Linked DNA regions of Homo sapiens: region 1 is linked to region 2. The links are chromatin loops, found by intact Hi-C in ENCODE. Cell type or tissue: adrenal gland. All regions are shown on one strand. Each heading gives the region's core, and the rest is flanking DNA. Links, peaks and the distances in the headings are about the cores only.

Region 1 (8,996 bases), core at 248-8,247, 53 kb before region 2:
AATCCTCCTGCCTCAGCCTCCCAAACTGCTGGGATTATAGACGTGAACCACCGTGCCCAGCAGAGCTTCCTTTTTAACTCTGAATCACAGTGGATGGTATGAGGCAAGGGAAGGCATACCTTCCCATACTTGCTGAAAAGGTTCTTGAGATCCGTAGCGCGTGTTGTGGAGGACAGCCCGCTGACCCACAGGTTCCGACCAGAACCGCTGCCGACCCGACCTGGCACGAGAGGGAGATTCTTAGGCATCACCCCAAGGCCTAACAGGAAGCACAACCATTCTTAAGACCGCAGCCCTCTTTAAAAACCCTAACGACGCCCAATCCCAACTGCTGACTTAAGAATTTAACGCACACACACATGCCAACACACAGAAGGCTGAAAATCTGGACAGCAAAAACTGAGTTTCCTTACTCAAGGAATAATCATGCCCATGTCAGTTATGAACTGAAATGTCTTTTGATGATCAGATCTCATCCAAGACGGCAGTCTCTAAAATCCTTGAAACAGTCTTCAATGAGCAGAATTATTCCTTTCTTGTAATGTGCTTTTCACCATCCCATAGATGACAACCACAAGAGAAACATAAAATGCAGGTGCTTGCGAACTTCTAAAACTAGTCTCTCAAGAAACCATTAGGTGGTTGATTCCGGTAACCCATAACAAAACAAATTACTGAATCCAAAGTGTGTATATCTCCAGGCCCCTCCTCCCAAAATAAGGGAACCATACCTGGCTCCCTACCACGTTAAATTAAATCATACCTTTTTCATCTTTAATGATTGGCTTTATATCTTTTTCTTCCTTAAAAGAGCTAGAGACAAAAGTTAATGTTACTCATACAGGAAAAAAACGAAAGAGAACAAAACTAAAAATATGATTATGTGCTAAAACTGAATACCTACCAGAAAATTAGTCTGAAATAAAATTTTAACAGACACCTCTGCAAGCTTATATTGGAAAATCTGACCCCAAAAATACAATGTCAGATTTGTAAAAGTCAATTCGATTTAGCTGAAGATAACAATTAACAATTTAAGAACACAACCATGGTAGGTTGAGAAAAAGAAAAGGAATTGAATCACCCATTAAAAACACACAAAGAGAAACGAAACATTCTTTAGAAGCAAAACTACAATTTCGTCAGTCTGGCTGGCCAATTGCAGAAAAAAACAGCTTATGTGTGTCATTACATGACCAATGAAAAGGAGATAGCGTCTGGTCTAAAACTGAGAAAAAACAAACCTCATTTTCTGATCAGCGCCCTCACTGGTTGAGGACTCTTTAGGAGCCGGAGGGACTTCATTACAAGCGTCAAAATCAAACTTCCTCCCGTCTTCTTTGCTATCTCTGGCTTCTGGGCTTGGGGCTTCCGTGGGTGCTTCTGCGAGCTCCTCGCTAGAGGCCTCCGCGAGCTCGGAGGCCGCACTACTCTGCTCAACTGCCGGCTCTAGCCCTACAGGCTCACAGTCCGTCCTCTCGCCATCGCCTGGCTGCTCCGCGGGCTCCCTTTTCACTACCGCTAACAGGCTGTCTGCCTTGCTCGACTGAGCGTGTGCTGTTGACTCGCTGGCCAAATCTAAATCACCCTCTTCCGGATGGGCGCTGTCAAATAGGTCCTCTTCCTCCGCAAGCTTTCTGTCTGGCCCCACGCTACTTGTGTCCTGTGCAAATGGCTGCTCCAGCTCGGAACTTTCTTCTTTTACTGGCTCAGATTTACAAGTTTCCCCCAAAATGTCGAGTATTTTCTCATTTTCTACGGATTTAACAGGAATAGAATGGCACAAGGTTTAATTACCAGGGAAATAAAGCAATCACAAATGTGGAACTGGCACGGCTGCCACACTAACACGAAGAGAACTGCTAGCTACACAGAGATTGGAAAACCCGCGGGTACACAAAGTTATACTGGTTACACTACCTGCGCCGCGACCGCCTCTAGGTAAGCCTCTACGCTACACGGAAGAGAAAAGGCCCCCACAGATTTAAACACCTACAACCACGCGGCTGGTTCTCAATAGTCTTCTTCGAGTTTTTGTTCAAGTCTGGGTCTTCTGACTGATTTTCCAATGTCCAAGGTGCTGAACCGAATGCAATCACCATTCAATGACAGCTCAACTTCCAAATTTCTTTGAATTTCTTTTAACAGAACAATCCAATATGAAAATCAGAATCTCTTCTGACGGTGGGAGATAAACGCAGTCCGGAAGGGGAATAATATGTTGAAAATTTTCACGGAGAAACTCTGTTTCCTCTTCTGGAATCCAGTCACTTCTCAGGTGGTAAGTGCCCTGACAACAGCTTTATCCTGCCTTAACTGCGTTAATCAAAATGACTGCAGCAAAATATCACAAGATCTGTTTCATGTGTAGAAACACATGGAGGAATCACGGGGACGGGGGAATTAAATGCCACTCTACGTGGTTAGACATGAAAAGAATCACTACTACATTGCACCAAATGTATTTGACCTCAAGAAGCCAGAATGGCTCTTCCACAGATCTGGTGATACGAATGGGTTTCCAATCTCTGATCCTTGTATGATCTGGATTGTCCACCATTAGAGCAATTTACAAGATCATAACACAGCTTAAAATATAGACAGCTTTAAAATAATAGTGTGAAAACTTTCAAACCATAACTGTCGTGTTTCTCTTATCAGTACCTGGCTCCAAAAGGGATTCTTCAATGTCCTATTTAAAAAAGAAAAAGCAAATCCACAAGTCACTTTAAACACGGGGCACATACATTTCACCAGTAAATATGGCTTTCAATCATCTGTGAATAAATGCCTGTTTCCACAAAACTTTCTTGTCTCCAAAAAATGTATTCCATCCTACAATAACCTGATGAAAACCAGCTCATTTTAACAGTTTCCCTGGTAACAGCAGGTCCCTAGTGATAACAGTCTGTCCCATTCTCCCGAGTTTGGGCCCTGCCCTGCCATGCCACCCACCCCATGACCAAGCTGACCTAGTGGCTGCTGCAGCTGGCAAACACCCCCTTTGTCAGAGAAGAGGTCACAGTGGATTTAAGAAAAAAATACTTCTCCCAACATAAACTGATTTGTAACTGAAACCTGTCATAACAAAATGATCTCTCTACTCTGCTGAAAACCTTTTCCGACATCTGTCTCACTTAGGACAATAGGTCCAATCCTTCTGGTGGCCCAGACTCAGCGAGGCGGGCCCAGCTGCTCTGCAACACCTCTGGCTTCTATCCAACCCTGTGTGCTCCCCTCTCTCTTTTGCATCAGAGACACCACCCAAACTTTCTGCTCCAAATTCTTCTTTCCCTCTTCAACCTATCCGTCAGACCTCTGGGAAGAGTTCCAGGCACTTATGAAGTCCAACCACCAGAACTGCTCCCTCATCACACTTCTTTCTCCCTTCTGGTTACATATTTGGTTTGATCCCACTGCCCCTGCTAGATGGCCAGCCCTGAGACTGTTTCTCTTCTGCTAACCTCTTAACCCCAGCATCCAGCACAGTATCCAGTCATTTCCATACACATACACACTGCTCTTTCATTATGGAAAATCAACCACTCGATTAACATTTCCAGCGATGCAGAACCAGATGGTAACTTACCGGAGTTACTTTGAAGTTCAACGATGAAGTTTCCAAAGTGTTCTTAAATCCTTCCCCATCCACCTGAAAAACAAAATGGAAGATGACTTCGTGGAGGCTGGAGCTATGAAAACCAAGGCTGACACCTCGCTTAGGCAACTTGTGTGTCTATTTCCCTCACGGCACCTTTTGCCATCTGCAAGTCTACTGTTGGGTCATTCAGTTCAGCACCTGCCTCTCCGCCAGAACACACACTCCACGACTCTGCTCCACCAGCGTCTCTGGCAGTGGCCTGCAGGTGGGTATGCCCTGTCTGTACTGGGTGAATGAACGAATGAATTTCCCAGGCAGTTTCTAAGTACTGGTGATTACCACATACCCCTCCAATCACAGGATTTCCAAAGCAGAACTCAAAATGATAAAATGCACCCCTCCAATTTCACCTGGTAGCAATACTCTTAAGGTAACACTAACCGGGCACTTTCTCCTAGCCTACTTTATTCATTCATTCATTCACTCATTCATTTGAGACGGAGTGTCACTCCTTTTGCCCAGGCTGGAGTGCAATGGCGCCATCTCGGCTCATTGCAACCTCCACCTCCTGGGTTCAAGCAATTCTCCTGCCTCAGCCTCCCGAGGAGCTAGGATTACAGGCATGCACCACCACGCCCGGCTAATTTTTTGTATGTTTTAGTAGAGACGGGGTTTCACCATGTCCAGGCTGGTCTTGAACTCCTGACCTCAGGTGATCCGCCCACCTCAGCCTCCCGGAGTGTTGGGATTACAGGTGTGAGCCACCGCGCCTGGCCCGCCTAGCCTACTTTATTAAAAACAAACATCTAACTTGGTCAATTTCTCTCTTTACTACATGCCAAACAAAAGAAAAACTGTTAACACCAAGTTTTACTAAATCTGAAGCTCTTTTTAAGTGAACTACAAAAACAGCACTCCCAAATATTTTCTTTTTTCCTTTTCTCGATTTGAACTCATGACCTGGGATGCCTCCATTAACTGAGAAGTACACACTCTGAAAACAATAAGCACACAGCAGTACCAGACTGAGAAAGGCGGCTAACCAGTTGCTCAGTGCTGCCCTAGGTCAAAGGATGGTAAATTTGGAGGCAATGACTTTTGACCGTAAGGTTTAAGGTTCAGTCCTATGGAGGCATTTCCACCCCCAAGCTGAAAGCTGCAATGCCTTAAGGAAACAAAACAACCTACTGGGCACGTGACATCAGTCAGAGTACAATGAAGATCAGCTCGAAGACACTGACAGCTTGTGATATTTGAACAGCCTCACCAGAGAGCTCTACGCCAAAACACTAGAAGTGAAAAGCTGGGAAAGCCCTAACAGAGCAAAGTTCCTCCTTTACATACAAGGATGCTCACAGTCAGTCCTTTTGGGGAGCAGGGTTGATACTTGTCTTCACTGTACTTTACATCTTTTAATGTAACTGCTTAACCTTGCTTAAAACAACATTAACAGGCTAGGCGTGGTGACTCACCACTATAATCCCAGCACTTTGGGAGGCCGAGGCAGGCAGATCACTTGAGGTCAGGAGTTCGAGACCAGCTCAGCCAACATGATGAAACCCTATCTCTACCAAAAATATAAAAAATTAGTCAAGTGGCTGGGCGCAGTGGCTCAAGCCTGTAATCCCAGCACTTTGGGAGGCCAAGGCGGGCAGATCACGACGTCAGGAGATGGAGACCATCATGGCCAACATGGTGAAACCCCATCTCTACTAAAAATATAAAAAAATCAGCTGGGCGTGGTGGCGCATGCCTCTGGTCCCAGCTCCTCAGGAGGCTGAGGCAGGAGAATTGCTTGAATCAGGGAGGCGGAGGTTGCAGTGAGCCATAATCTTGCCACTGCACTCCAGCCTGGGTGACTGAGAGAGACTCTGTCTCAAAAACAAACAAACAAACAAAACACAACATTAGGAGGAATATCTACATGATGAGATTAGAAACCATTTTTGAGCTGGGCACGGTGGACCACACCTATAATCCCAGCACTCTGGGAGGCTGAGGCGGGAGGATTGCTTGAGCTCAGGGGTTCAAGATCAACCTGGGTAACCTAGTGAGATCCCGCCTCTAAAAAAAAAAAAATTTTTTTTTAATTAGCTGGGCGTGGTGGTTCACTGTGTAGTCTCAGTTATGCAGGGGGATTGCTTGAACCTGGGAGGCTGAGGCTGCAGTGAATTATGATGACCCCACTGCACTCCAGCCTGCACAACAGAGCAAGACCCTGTCTCTAAATAAATAAACCATCTTTGCTTCTTAAAACTGTATTTTAAAAGGAAAAAACTAAATGGGCACTGTGGCCTGTGCCAATAAGCCCAGGTAGTCAGGAGGATCGCTGGAGCCCAAGAGTTCAAGACCGGCCTGGGTAACAGTTGAGACCTCATCTCAGAAAAGAAAAATCTTTTATGTCAGAGCTTTCTATTTTATGACTCACCACATGCTTCGAATTATAAAAACACTCCCCAGTGCTACAGAAAAGCTATCTATGAGTAAATCCCTGAGCTACACAGCGTTTAAATGGACATGGTTTAACACCAGGGTGTAGAAGCAGAACTGTGTGTTCATGGCGGTTTAGCTGTGTTCTCCCTCACACGAGCAGCACGCGAGCACCAGGTGCCTCGGGGCTATGGGCACATCCTGCCGTGTCTCCAAGTTACCTACAGCATGCTCTGGGGGCTGAGCCGGGAGCTGTCTCAGCTGTGCAGCCACGTATTCTTTACTATCACAAAAGGAATCGAGAAGGCCGTCCGTGCCATCCTCCCCAAAATCTGGAGCACTGCTATTCGCCACTTCAGTTTCGTCTAGCACACTCATGTCCATCATGCCCATATTCTGCAGGTTCTCCAGACTTGCTTCCATGTCCTCCTGTAAAGAGGAAGAAGAATCGTTAACGACCACCTGGACCAGGACAGGGAGCTGCTGCTTGTCATCTCTACCCTGACATCACTTACCTGCCCGTCTCTGGAATCGTCTTCCAGGCCATTATCTTCTGTGCCTTCCTCCTCCATCTTCAGTCCTAATTACAGAATAATTGTTCAATCAGATAACACTCAAGTTCTACCTCATAATTAGTTTATGCAGAATAGATTTCAATCTTAGAACAGAACACATTACAAGATAAACTATAAGTCTCCCCTCTCCTGTCACACGTAATTTTGTCTCAATTTGTTTTCTTTTTTTTTTTTTTTTTTTTTTTTTTGAGATGGAGTCTCCCTGTGTCACCCAGGCTGGAGTGCAGCGGCACAATCTCGGCTCACTGCAATCTCCACCTCCTGGGTTCAAGCGATTCTCCTGCCTCAGCCTCCTCAGCAGCTGGGACTACAGGCGTGCATCACCATGCCCAGCTTATTTTTGTATTTTTAGTAGAGATGGGGTTTCACCATATTGGCCAGGCTGGTCTCAAACTCCTGACCTCGTGATCCACCAGCCTCGGTCTCCCAAAGTGCTGGGATTACAGGCATGAGCCATGGTGCCCGGCCTCAATTGGTGTTCTAAGTAAGCCATCAACAGGGAGATGAAAATCTAGGATTCCTCTTAGATTCAGAGTACTCTGATTTTCCACAAAATATCTAAAAGTTTCCAAATATTTCAAAAACACTCCAAACCTAAGAAAAAAAATCACAAAAAAATGAGCAAAGGATAAAAACAGGCATTTTCAACAAACCAACAAAAAAATGCAATACCCATCTAGTAACCAAAGAACTGCAACATAAAATAACATATTGAGTTAGTGATTTGCTGGCTCTCCCTATATTCCACCCATTTCAAGTAGGTCTTTGTCATTTTTTAGCTCAAGAACTTTTTTTTTTCCCCCAAGGCAAAAAGGCAAAGGCTGCCATAAAGTCGAGAATCATCCTGGGTTTTGTGACCACAAAATAACTATTTGATAGAATTCTGCTAGGAATTGCAAAAGGAGGCCAGAGGAGTTCAAGAGTGGAAACCTTGAGAAGAAACTTGAGGCTCTATATGTATCAAAAACCTTACAAATGTGCATACCCTTTGTTCCAGGAATTTGAGTCTTAGGATATCTGACAAGGAGTTCAAAACATAGATATCTGTCCTATTATACCTGTTAAACACCCAAAAGGGAAACAAATTACAGCATATTTTCATTCAGATATGGTTCACAACCGGGGGGAATGGCTGGCAATGTCTGGAGACATTGTTAGTGGTCATGACCTGGGGGAACGCCATTAGCATCAGTAGCTAGTGATGCTGGTCACGACCCTGCAATGCACAGGATACTCCCCAACCCCAGAGAATTCTTCGGCCCAAATTGTCAACAGTGCCAATGCTGAGAAACCCTGTGGGACACCATCCAATGTCTCACAATATTTAAAGAATGTATGCTTTTAAAGAATATTTAATGAAACAGAAAAAATGCCCACAGTGTAGGCACAGTGGTTCACGCCTGTAATCCCAGCATTTTGGGAGGCTAAGGCAGGTGGCTCGCTTGAGCCTAGGAATTAAGAGACAAGTTCGGGCAACAAAGTGAGACCCCCATCTCCACCAAAAATACAAAAATTAGCCAGGCATGGTGTTATGTACCTGTACTCTGAATTACCGGTGAGAATGAGGTGGGAGGATGCTCCGAGCCTGAGAGCTTGAGGCTGCCACGATCATGCCACTGCCCTCCGCTCTGGGCAACAGAGTAAGACCGAGTCTCTCTAACATACACACCGATAAAGAAAAATCAAACAGAAAAAAATACATACTTTCCCGTCTCTACTAAAAATAGAAAAACAGCCGGACGTGGTGGCGGGCGCCTGTAGTCTCAGCTACTCGGGAGGCTGAGGCAGGAGAATGGCCTGAAGCCGGGAGGCGGAGCTTGCAGTGAGCCGAGATTGCACCACTGTACTCCAGCCTGGGCAACAGAGCGAGACTCCGTCTCAAAAAAAAAAGAAAGAAAATTAAACATAAAAAACCTGCAGGGTCTACACCTCAAGAGTCTCACTCACCACTATTATCAATAATCACTCAAGAAATGCAGTTTAATTGCATGTCTCGCAACGTGAGCTTTTTCCAGTCTATCATTTAAGACGCCTAACAACGCTAGCAGGTTTTATTATCTGCATTTGACACGAGAATTTGGTTGAGCTCCAAAGCTGGCACTCTAAAACTCAGCTGTCCCACTTCGCATTATATCTAAACACAGCATATCCTTTTGAAATACGTTGTCTAAAAATGTTTGGTAATTGCACCCAATTTCTAGGCCCCTAAATAGTAGCCTGCAGTGCCCACATAGGCCGGAAATAGGAGAAATGCTGACCAAAAAGCATCACAGAAAAGCTAATGTGGCGCAGACAGGCGACGCCCCAATCCCCGGCACCTGGCATTGGCCAACGAAAAGCTGCCGCTGCTGGGGACACAGATGTAAGAAAATCCAACTTTAATCCCACAT
Region 2 (8,996 bases), core at 601-8,600:
TTGAGATAGAGTCTCGCTCTGTTGCCCAGGCTGGAGTGCAATGGCGCGATCGCTGCTCACTGCAACCTCCACCTCCTGGGTTCAAGCGATTCTCCTGCCTCAGCCTCCCTAGTATTCGAGATTACAGGCACCCACCACCACACCCGGCTAATTTTTGTTTTTTTTAGTAGAGATGGGGTTTTGCCATGTTGGTCAGGCTGATCTCAAACTCCTGACCTCAGGTGATCCACCCACCTCAGACTCCCAAAGTGCTGGGATTACAGGCGTAAGCCACCACCCCCGGCCTTGTCCTGGCTTTTTAAATCCATTGTAATTTGTTTTTGCTTATTCTAGAAATAAAGAATTAAAAAAAAATTTTTTTTTGAGACGGAGTTTTGCTTTCGTTGCCCAGGCTGGAGTGCAATGGCGTGATCTCAGCTCACTGCAGCTTCCGCCTCCTGGGTTCAAGCAATTCTCCTGCTTCACTCTCCCAAGTAGCTAGGATTATAGGCATGTGCTACCACACCCGGCTAATTTTTTGCATTTTTAGTAGATACCGGGTTTCACCATGTTGGCCAGGCTGTCAAACTCCTGACCTCAGGTGATCCACCCACCTTGGCCTCCCAAAGTGCTGGGATTACAGGCATGAGCCACTACGCCCGGCAGTAAGATTAATTTTAATTTCTCAAACATACTGAAGAGGAGGTATGAACACAAAATGCTGAGCATGGCTGCTGTGAGGAGTCAGGTGTGTAATTCCAGCAGTGATTGTGTCAGGCTTTACACGTGCACTGCAACCTGGCAAAAATTGCTGTTTGTTGTTTCTTTCTATTGCATGGGTTGAAGAGGAGCCCAGGTCATATATACAATGCAACTTCTATAAAGGGCCTTGTAAACTGTTCTAGGATCTATTATGCTTTGGTACGAAATCCTTCTGATGACAGTTCATTATGGTCATCTGTGTATTGCAGCAGTACATGGCCAGGGCTGCTGGCAGGGCAGGAGGTCAGCTTTGGGGCGAGAGAGATGGCAGGTGCACTTGACAGAGCCCCTCGGGGTGGAGGCTCACGTGGTCTTCCTGAGCGGAGGTGGCTGTGTAGGGCTCCAGAAGCCATCTGCAGGCAGCCCATAGGACTGACTGCTTAACTAATGGCTCCCTCTTTGGAAAACCGAGGCCGCTTTTCATCAGGGGAGGTGGGTGCATGGGACAAAACAAAACAACTGTGCAGTCACTGGGGTCAAATCAGACCTTGCCTCCTATAGGAGAGAACACTCTTGGTGAAAGTCATCCTGGTTCTGTGAAGTGCTAGGGGCCAGCTCCCACAAAGGTGATAGATACATTTGGGGTGGGGGATCCCTCTATCTCTGTCTCATGTCCCCTCACAGGCGAGATGATGCCTATTGGCCGGAAGCCAAGCGGGCCGCCCTGGATGAGCGCTACCATTCTGACTTTAACCGCCAGGACCGCTTCCACGACTTTGACCACAGGGACCGCGGCCGCTACCCCGACCACTCGGTGGACAGGTCAGTTGGGCCCCTGCTGGGCGTGCGGGTTTTCTTTTTCCTGGCTCATTCTGACTGAGAACAAGGACTCCTGGGCTCTCTGAACCCACTCCGTTCATCAGATGTATGCTGAGTCAGACCCGCAGGTCTCCTGCCTTCAGTTAGGGAAATTATGCTTTTCATTGGGGGCCTGATGGTCCTCTCTTTGTGAACAAGCCTCTTCTTCCCCTTACGGTTTGATTTAAATTGCCTTTTCAGGAGAGAAGGTTCAAGGTCAATGATGGGAGAACGAGAAGGACAGGTAAGTCTGAAGCTACAGTGGTAGCCACAGAATTTCCCATAGAATGGGTTCTTTTCCCTTCAGCGTGCCTTCTTCCTGCCCTTTCTTTGAGCAAGAGGCAAAATGAGGAAAGAGAAAAGTAAAGCACTAGAAAAGTCTAGGTTTGTGGAATGGAAATTTGGGATTATTTGGGGTTAGTCTTGGCTGTCAGTCCAAACAGTTACTCTGAAGCTGTTTTTAGCCTTGACCCTGGGGTTCTGTGTGCCACACTCACCACACATGTGCAACAGTGCCAGGGAACCTTGGGATGTGACCTGGCTCTGCTGGGAAGTGTCTAGTGAGCCGCACAGCTGACTCAGACAGGTGCATCTGGGGAGGCTGTGGTTGCTGTGTCTGTCCTCGAGTGCCTGCCCTCTTTTGAAAGTAAGGACATCCTTCATCACCCCAGGGCCCAGCTTAGCCTTGGAAAACAACTAGATCTGTGGTCTGTGCTCATTCTCTTCGGGGGCTAGCACATTAGAACAATAAGCTCCATTTTCTCCTTCCATCTTACATTGAGACTGAGACTTCCCAGGAGAGCCTTGGACCTCTAGTGGCTTTCCCTATAAACTTGGGGGCAGCACATTGCTGTGTGGAAGATGCCTCCTCTCTGAGGACTCCACTCATGAGCCCTTCCTCCTCCTGCCAGCATTTTCTGGACTCCACCATAAGCTTCCCGCTTCTGTCCCCCTTGGTTCCTTAATGTGGCTGAGCATAGCCAAGTACTCAGCTCTGTCTCGGGATCCTCAGGAATTCCATCAGCCTCGTGGGGTTCCTTTTTCCCTGCTCCTGGAGGCAAATTATATGCAGCAAAACGTAGAACTAGTCTTGTGGATTTTCTTTGGTGGAGGAGCATACACCAATGGTTCCATGTAAAGGCTCCAGAATCAGAACTGGCGTCACACCTTGGTGTCACCCCTTCCTGCTGAGCCTGTCTCCCCAGGAGTGAAATGAGGGTAATATTCCTCCTACAAAGGGTGCGGTGGTGGGGGTTTACATGAGGTGGGCGCATCTGTACAAACGTGTTTATCATTGCCAGCTACTTTTTTTTTTTTTTAATAGAGACGGGATCTCACTATGTTGCCCAGGCCAGTTTTGAACTCCTGAGCTCAAGTGATCCTCCTACCTCGGCCTCCCAAAGTGCTAGGATTACAGATGTGAGCCAGCACACCTGGCCACCAGCTGCTTTCATGAAGGTGTTAGATATGCTCTCCTAACAGTGGAACGCGGTTTGATCCCTTCTCCTCACATACACAGTCATAAATGAGTCGTCAGAGTTACCCCAAAGGGAAATGGTAACATCTCCCTACAGAGAAAACTAGCACAGAACTTATGGGCCTCATTGAACAGTTACGTGGGTTGGTTGGACAGAAAAATGTTGGTTCAATTTTCAAATACTAAGGAGAGCTTATTTCAGGAGTCCCTTTTCTTACTTTGTTGAGGGGAGGCATCAGAGCACATGCTGGGAGGATAGGCCAGGAAGCAGGCAGTGGTAACGTGGGACATCGTGCACGTGGTGGAGCATGCCGCCATCTCTCCCTTCACCCTGGCAGAGCTCTCCGTTGAACGGGGAGGTGAACTTGGACATGGACAACAACCAGCCTGTGTCAAGGGGGTTTCCTTACCAGGACTCCTTTCTAGTTTCCTTTCACCTACAATGTGGTCATGGGGCAAAAACCCCAGAGACCACATATGTATTGGTGGAAAGAGAAAAAACAGGACTGTGGAGCCAAAGCTACCTCACTAGCTTTTGTGAAAGTCAGGCTGGAAAGTGCTTCCAGCCACAGAAATAGGCTGTGGGTGTAAATATTAACCTTGGCCATCAAATAAGTAGGCATAGAGTGTGACTCGCCCTCTCTTGGTCTTCCCTGAAACAGCAGGGTCAAGAACTCCTGGTCTGTGTTAGCCACGTGGCTTACAAAAACAATGACACAGAAGAGGGAAAGGTGGGACTAGCCAAGTGGAAGGCCAGCCGTTTATCTCTCAGTGTCCTGTGTCTTATATCCTGAGCAGAGCAAGGTGCAAGACCCTGGACTGGGCATCCAGCAGAAACTTCCGAGAAACTTGACTGTGAGGAAGGATGCTTGCCTAGCAATTGGTCGGATGAAGGGCTCCATTTGATACTTCCTTCACTGTGGAAGGAAGAAATTTGTAAAAATTATTTCCAGAATATGCACACATTAAAGGTTTATAAACCTGACCTTTCTTTAGTAGAAGACAGTAAGAGAATACTGTTGGCTCTGGGAACTAACCATTTGAGCTGTGGGACCCAGGGAATCTCTCTTGTAAGCATCATCTTTAGTGGGTGACTCCTGGTGGCCCTCCCAGCTCTGGTGGTGCTGTGGGGACCTGCCTTGGAGATGCCTTGGTACTAGTACCTTTTTTGTACCAGGCCATGAGCCTAGGGCACAGGGCCTCTGGCCTGCAGATTTCAGGAAGGCAGCTGTGTTGTGTGAACCGATACAGCCTGCCAGCACTTCTGTCCCGAGTGACTGTCGTTGTCATCGTTAGCATGTTGCCTGAAAAGCCTTGGGGTCTGGGCGCTGACACTGAAGCTTTTTTTTCCCTTCTGGCTCTGTGATGTCCAGCATTACCCAGAACGCCATGGAGGACCAGAGCGCCACGGCCGGGACTCCCGCGATGGCTGGGGGGGCTATGGCTCTGACAAGAGGATGAGCGAGGGCCGGGGGCTGCCTCCTCCCCCCAGGTTTGTGTCCCACACCCGACAGTACCTGACCCCCCCCCCGCCCACAAGGGGGCCCGCAAGTCGCTGGGATGTGGGCACAGGGTGGGAAACACAGAGGGATTCACTCTCCAGAAGCCGCCACAGTTATTAGCACAAGAGCCAGAGATGGGGGCAATCCAAATCAGAGATGTCTCTCTTTCAAGGGGCAGACGTGACTGGGGGGACCATGGCCGAAGAGAGGATGACCGGTCATGGCAGGGCACGGCCGACGGGGGCATGATGGACAGGGATCACAAGAGGTGGCAAGGTGAGGAGCAGCTCTGGGCTGGGACCAGGATGTGCTGGGGAGTGATGGAAAGATGGAGGCCGCGCCTTCTCTCCTTGGGGGAGCACAGGAGGTGCTCTGCTCTCAGTGCTGGAATGAGGAATGAAGAGCACTCCAGACACCGCCTGCTCTCTGGTGGTCTGGCCCAGGAGTTGGACAGTGGGCGTTCCCGAGTTCTCTCTGCTGGGAGGAAGCTGGACGTCTATGGTCCCTGTGCCCAGGTGTCTTCCTGGGACCCGCTAGTTGTGGGTACCTGGGGGCCTCACCAAAGGGAGTGGAGTGGGCTAAATGTGCCGTGGGTTCCACGCCGTGTGCGCAAGTTCCCTGTGTGAAAGCACGTCTGTCTTCCAGGTGGCGAGAGAAGCATGTCCGGTCACTCCGGGCCTGGCCACATGATGAACCGAGGAGGAATGTCAGGGTAAGGCATGCTGGGGGCGGCGCCCCTTCCCCCTGCTTTGCATATTGGCCTACCTTGCTGGAGGCTTAACAACCAAGTCCTTCCAGCTAGTGCCCCTCCCCCCAAGGGTGACGTGAGGCCAGGCATGGGGTACTGTGGAGGCTGCTGCCACTCAGGAGGGGAGGGCATTAGGAAGGGGCCCTGCCTGCAGGCAACACTCAGGGAAGCTGTGCAGGCTGGGATGGGCCGGGGAGCAGGAGGACTTCGCAGTCAAACCAATGTGAATTTGTTCCTAGGCGCGGCAGCTTTGCCCCAGGCGGGGCCTCCCGGGGCCACCCCATCCCACACGGTGGCATGCAGGGCGGGTTTGGAGGCCAGAGCCGGGGGAGCAGGCCCAGCGATGCCCGCTTCACTCGCCGCTACTGAGTACTTGGAATCCTGTGTCCTGTCTCGTGGCAACAAGGCTATGTTCTGTTAGGAGTTACCTTAAACTGTGTAAAAATATTTTTTTTTAATCTGCTGCCATATTGTAGCTCAATACAATGTGAATTTGTTTTTCGTTTTGGGGTTTTTTTTTTTTGTAATAAATGTGTTTCCGTTCACATACCCTTTATTTAAAGTGTCATTTCTTTATTTCTGCCTCTTTAAATGAAACGAAATTAGACTTTTAGTTGTATTGATATACACTGATTGTTCCTTTTTTTAATTATTATTATTATTTTTTTTTTTTTTTGAGATGGAGTCTCGCTCCGCCACCCAGGCCTGAGAGTGCAGTGGCGCGATCTTGGCTCACTGCAGCCTCCACCTCCAGGGTTCAAGTGATTCTTCTGCCTCAGCCTCCCGAGTAGCTGGGACTACAGGCGCCTGCCACCACACCCGGCTAATTTTTATATTTTTAGTAGAGACGGGGTTTCGCCATATTCGTCAGGCTGGTCTTGAACTCCTGACCTCATGATCTGCCCGCCTTGGCCTCCCAAAGTGGTAGGATTACAGGCGTGAACCACCACGCCAGGCCGACTCTGTTTATTTTTAAATATGTGTGAAACCTCTGGGAAGGCATCCGGGTGTGGAAGAGGCTTTCCAGTGAGACAGTGATTGGTTTTCGCATAATGGGCCTGTGCGGTGCAGGTTTTGCCTGACTTCTCAAGTCACCGAGTTCTCCTTTAATGTTAGCACAGACCGGGCTGCTTTGCTCTTGGGTACTGGGTGGCATCCCTGTCAGGGTGTGGGGGTCTCAAACCCTGTTGATGGACACTGGCGGATGCTTCCCCTGCGGATCACACTCGAACCAAGCCTGCGAAGATTTCCAGCTGCCACTCTCCACACTGACTTGCCAAAGCCCAGGCACCATCATCATGTGGATGCTTCCGCATTACCTTTTTACTCAGAGGACAAACTATTTTCACGGCAGAGTCGGGTGGAAGCAGTGAAGGCTGAAGGTCATCAGCAGCATCTCAGGCCCGAGGCGTGCTTGTGCACAGGCTCAGCCCCCTCGTGCCAGGATGGGGCTCTGACCAGCCCAGGGCTGGCCTCTGTGTCAGCCGGAAGGGACGAGCCCAACGCCAACCCTCCACACACCAGCAGCAAGCTGGAGCCACGGCATCTGGGATCCAGCACCTGTCCTAATCCAGGAAGCCAGGCCAGACTTGGGACATACCTCAAACTGTGAAGCAAGTGCCTCCCCCATTTTGTAAGCCTCACTGTAGTGGAGAGCGGGGAGGAAGCAGTGTCCAGCAGAGAGGAAGACGGCGGAGCCCCAGTAACGCTCTAGGGTCCCTTCAGCTGCAAAGGACAGATGACCCCACCAATACCAGTGGTGGCTTAGATGGTAAAGGGGGGCCCTTTCCTGCCTTAACGGGAAGTTTGTAGGTAGGCAGTTCCCGGGGCTCACTGCAGCCCACCTCAGGCTCTGTTTCTCTGAGGATTTTGGGACTCTCATGGATGATGGATGGCTGAAACAGCTCCAAAAATCCTATCCACCCACAGTGTGGGCATCATCGGGGCTATCCAGCAGGAGAAGGAAGGGCAGGAACGGGGACTTGAACTCACAGGCCTCTTGGCAAACTTACCCCTGAGGCTCCTTAGCCAGAACTCGGTCCTGTGCTCGCCTTTCTTGCAACCCGTCCCTGGCGAAGACGGAATGTTTCTCTTCAGAAGGGATGTGACATCCGGGAAGGAACCCAGTGGTAACCCCCAGCAACCACGTTCTCAGCCTTCCCCTCGTACCTTTTTTTTTTTTTTTAAATTCAAGCTGTTCACATTCTCTGTACTTTTTTTTTTTTTTTGAGACAGAGTCTCCCTCTGTCTCCCAGGCTGGAGAGTGCAGTGGTGCGATCTCAGCTCACTGCAGCCTCTCTCTCCTGGGTTCAAACAATTCTGCTACCTCAGCCTCCTGAGTAGCTGGGACTACAGGCGCCCACCACCATGCCCAGCTAATTTTTGCATTTTTAGTAGAGACGGGTTTTCACCACATTGGGCAGGCTGGTCTCAAGCTCCTGACCTCAGGTGATCTGCCTGCCTTGACCTCCCAAAGTGCTGGGATTACAGGTGTGAGCCACTGCACTCGGCCCCATTTTTTTTTTGAGCCATATGCAGTTGTGCATGCCAGTAATCAATCCCAGCTACTTGGGAGGCCAAGGCAGAAAGATTGCTTAAGGCCAGGAGTTAAAGTCCAGCCTGGACAGTATACCAAGACCCCATTTCTTTGGGTTTTAGGGGGTATTTTTTGAAATAAGAAATGACGGGCTGGGTGCGGTGGCTCCGGCCTGTAATCCCAGCACTTTGGGAGGCCAAGGTGGGTGGATCACCTGAGGTCAGGATTTTGAGACCAGTCTGGCCAACATGGTGAAACACTGGCTCTACTAAAAATACAAAAATTAGCTGGGTGTGGTGGTGCACGCCTCTAGTCCCAGCTACTCAGGAGGCTGAGGCAGGATAATCATTTTAACCCAGGAGGTGGAGGTTGCAGAGCCAAGATCGCACCATCACACACTGCAGCCTGGGCAACAGAGCAAGACTTCGTCTCAAAAAAAAAAAAAAGAAATGAAAGAAAGAAATGACAGATTCCACTAGCAGAGAGAGATGAGGTCTGTGAACATCTGGGGCATGTCCCTACAGACTCTTTTTTTTTTTTTTTTTTTTTTTTTTTTTTTTTTTGAGGCGGAGTCTCGCTCTGTTGCCCAGGCTGGAGTGCAGTGGCGCGATCTCAGCTCACTGCAAGCTCCGCCTCCCAGGTTCACGCCATTCTCCTGCCTCAGCTTCCCAAGTAGCTGGGACTACAGGCACCCGCCACCATGCCCAGCTAAATTTTTGTATTTTTAGTAGAGATGGGGTTTCACCGTATTAGTCAGGATGGTCTCTATCTCCTGACCTCGTGATCCTCCTCCCTCGGCCTCCCAAAGTGCTGGGATTACAGGCATGAGCCACTGCACCTGGCCCAGACTCCCATTTAACTGCTTTACATGGCCTCATACATTCCTCCCAGGTGTCATTATCAGCCCCAGTTAACAGAAGAGAAAACTGAGGGCACAGATTGGACACTGTACCTGTAAGAACCAAATGCCCACAGCAATGATTCTAAACCCTAACTGCATCACCTACATGGACCTACGAATCAGAATCTATGGCAGTTATGGAGTTCTCTAGGGCCGCTGTAACAAATTGCTACAAGCTTTTTGTGTGTGAGAGACAGTCTCCTGTCACCCAGGTTGGAGTGCAGTGGTGCAATCATAGCTCACTGCAGTCTCCATTTCCTGGGCTCAAGCGATCCTCCCACCTCAGCCTGCCC

The links. A loop is a pair of places that touch in the nucleus more often than their neighbours do. Peaks named below come from ENCODE experiments on the same cell type or tissue, not always from the same donor. Only the 100,000 strongest peaks of a DNase experiment are listed, where the experiment ranks them.
Region 1: a loop joins it to region 2, with 2.4 times the contacts of the local background. A loop is called at or near these places in 19 of 110 quality-filtered maps.

Annotation. Positions count from the first base shown.
Region 1 is chr19:5,609,876-5,618,871 of GRCh38, forward strand. SAFB2 (scaffold attachment factor B2) reads right to left here. Exons shown (of 21, transcript NM_014649.3): 3 at 6,547-6,611; 4 at 6,257-6,460; 5 at 3,590-3,652; 6 at 2,665-2,692; 7 at 1,245-1,755; 8 at 764-813; 9 at 120-220. Among named protein-coding and RNA genes, the nearest start is that of SAFB2, 8.4 kb to the right of the region's middle. RefSeq lists enhancers at 1,935-3,134, 7,107-7,276. In adrenal gland, for the core only: no CTCF peak of the experiment used is centred there; no DNase peak of the experiment used is centred there.
Region 2 is chr19:5,662,657-5,671,652 of GRCh38, forward strand. SAFB (scaffold attachment factor B) reads left to right here. Exons shown (of 21, transcript NM_001201338.2): 16 at 1,366-1,503; 17 at 1,741-1,783; 18 at 4,390-4,508; 19 at 4,691-4,794; 20 at 5,164-5,230; 21 at 5,506-5,822. The coding sequence ends at 5,635. Among named protein-coding and RNA genes, the nearest start is that of MICOS13, 13 kb to the right of the region's middle. RefSeq lists enhancers at 4,179-5,093, 5,094-6,008, 6,171-6,671. In adrenal gland, for the core only: a CTCF peak has its summit at 3,668; no DNase peak of the experiment used is centred there; H3K27ac peaks cover 2,666 bases.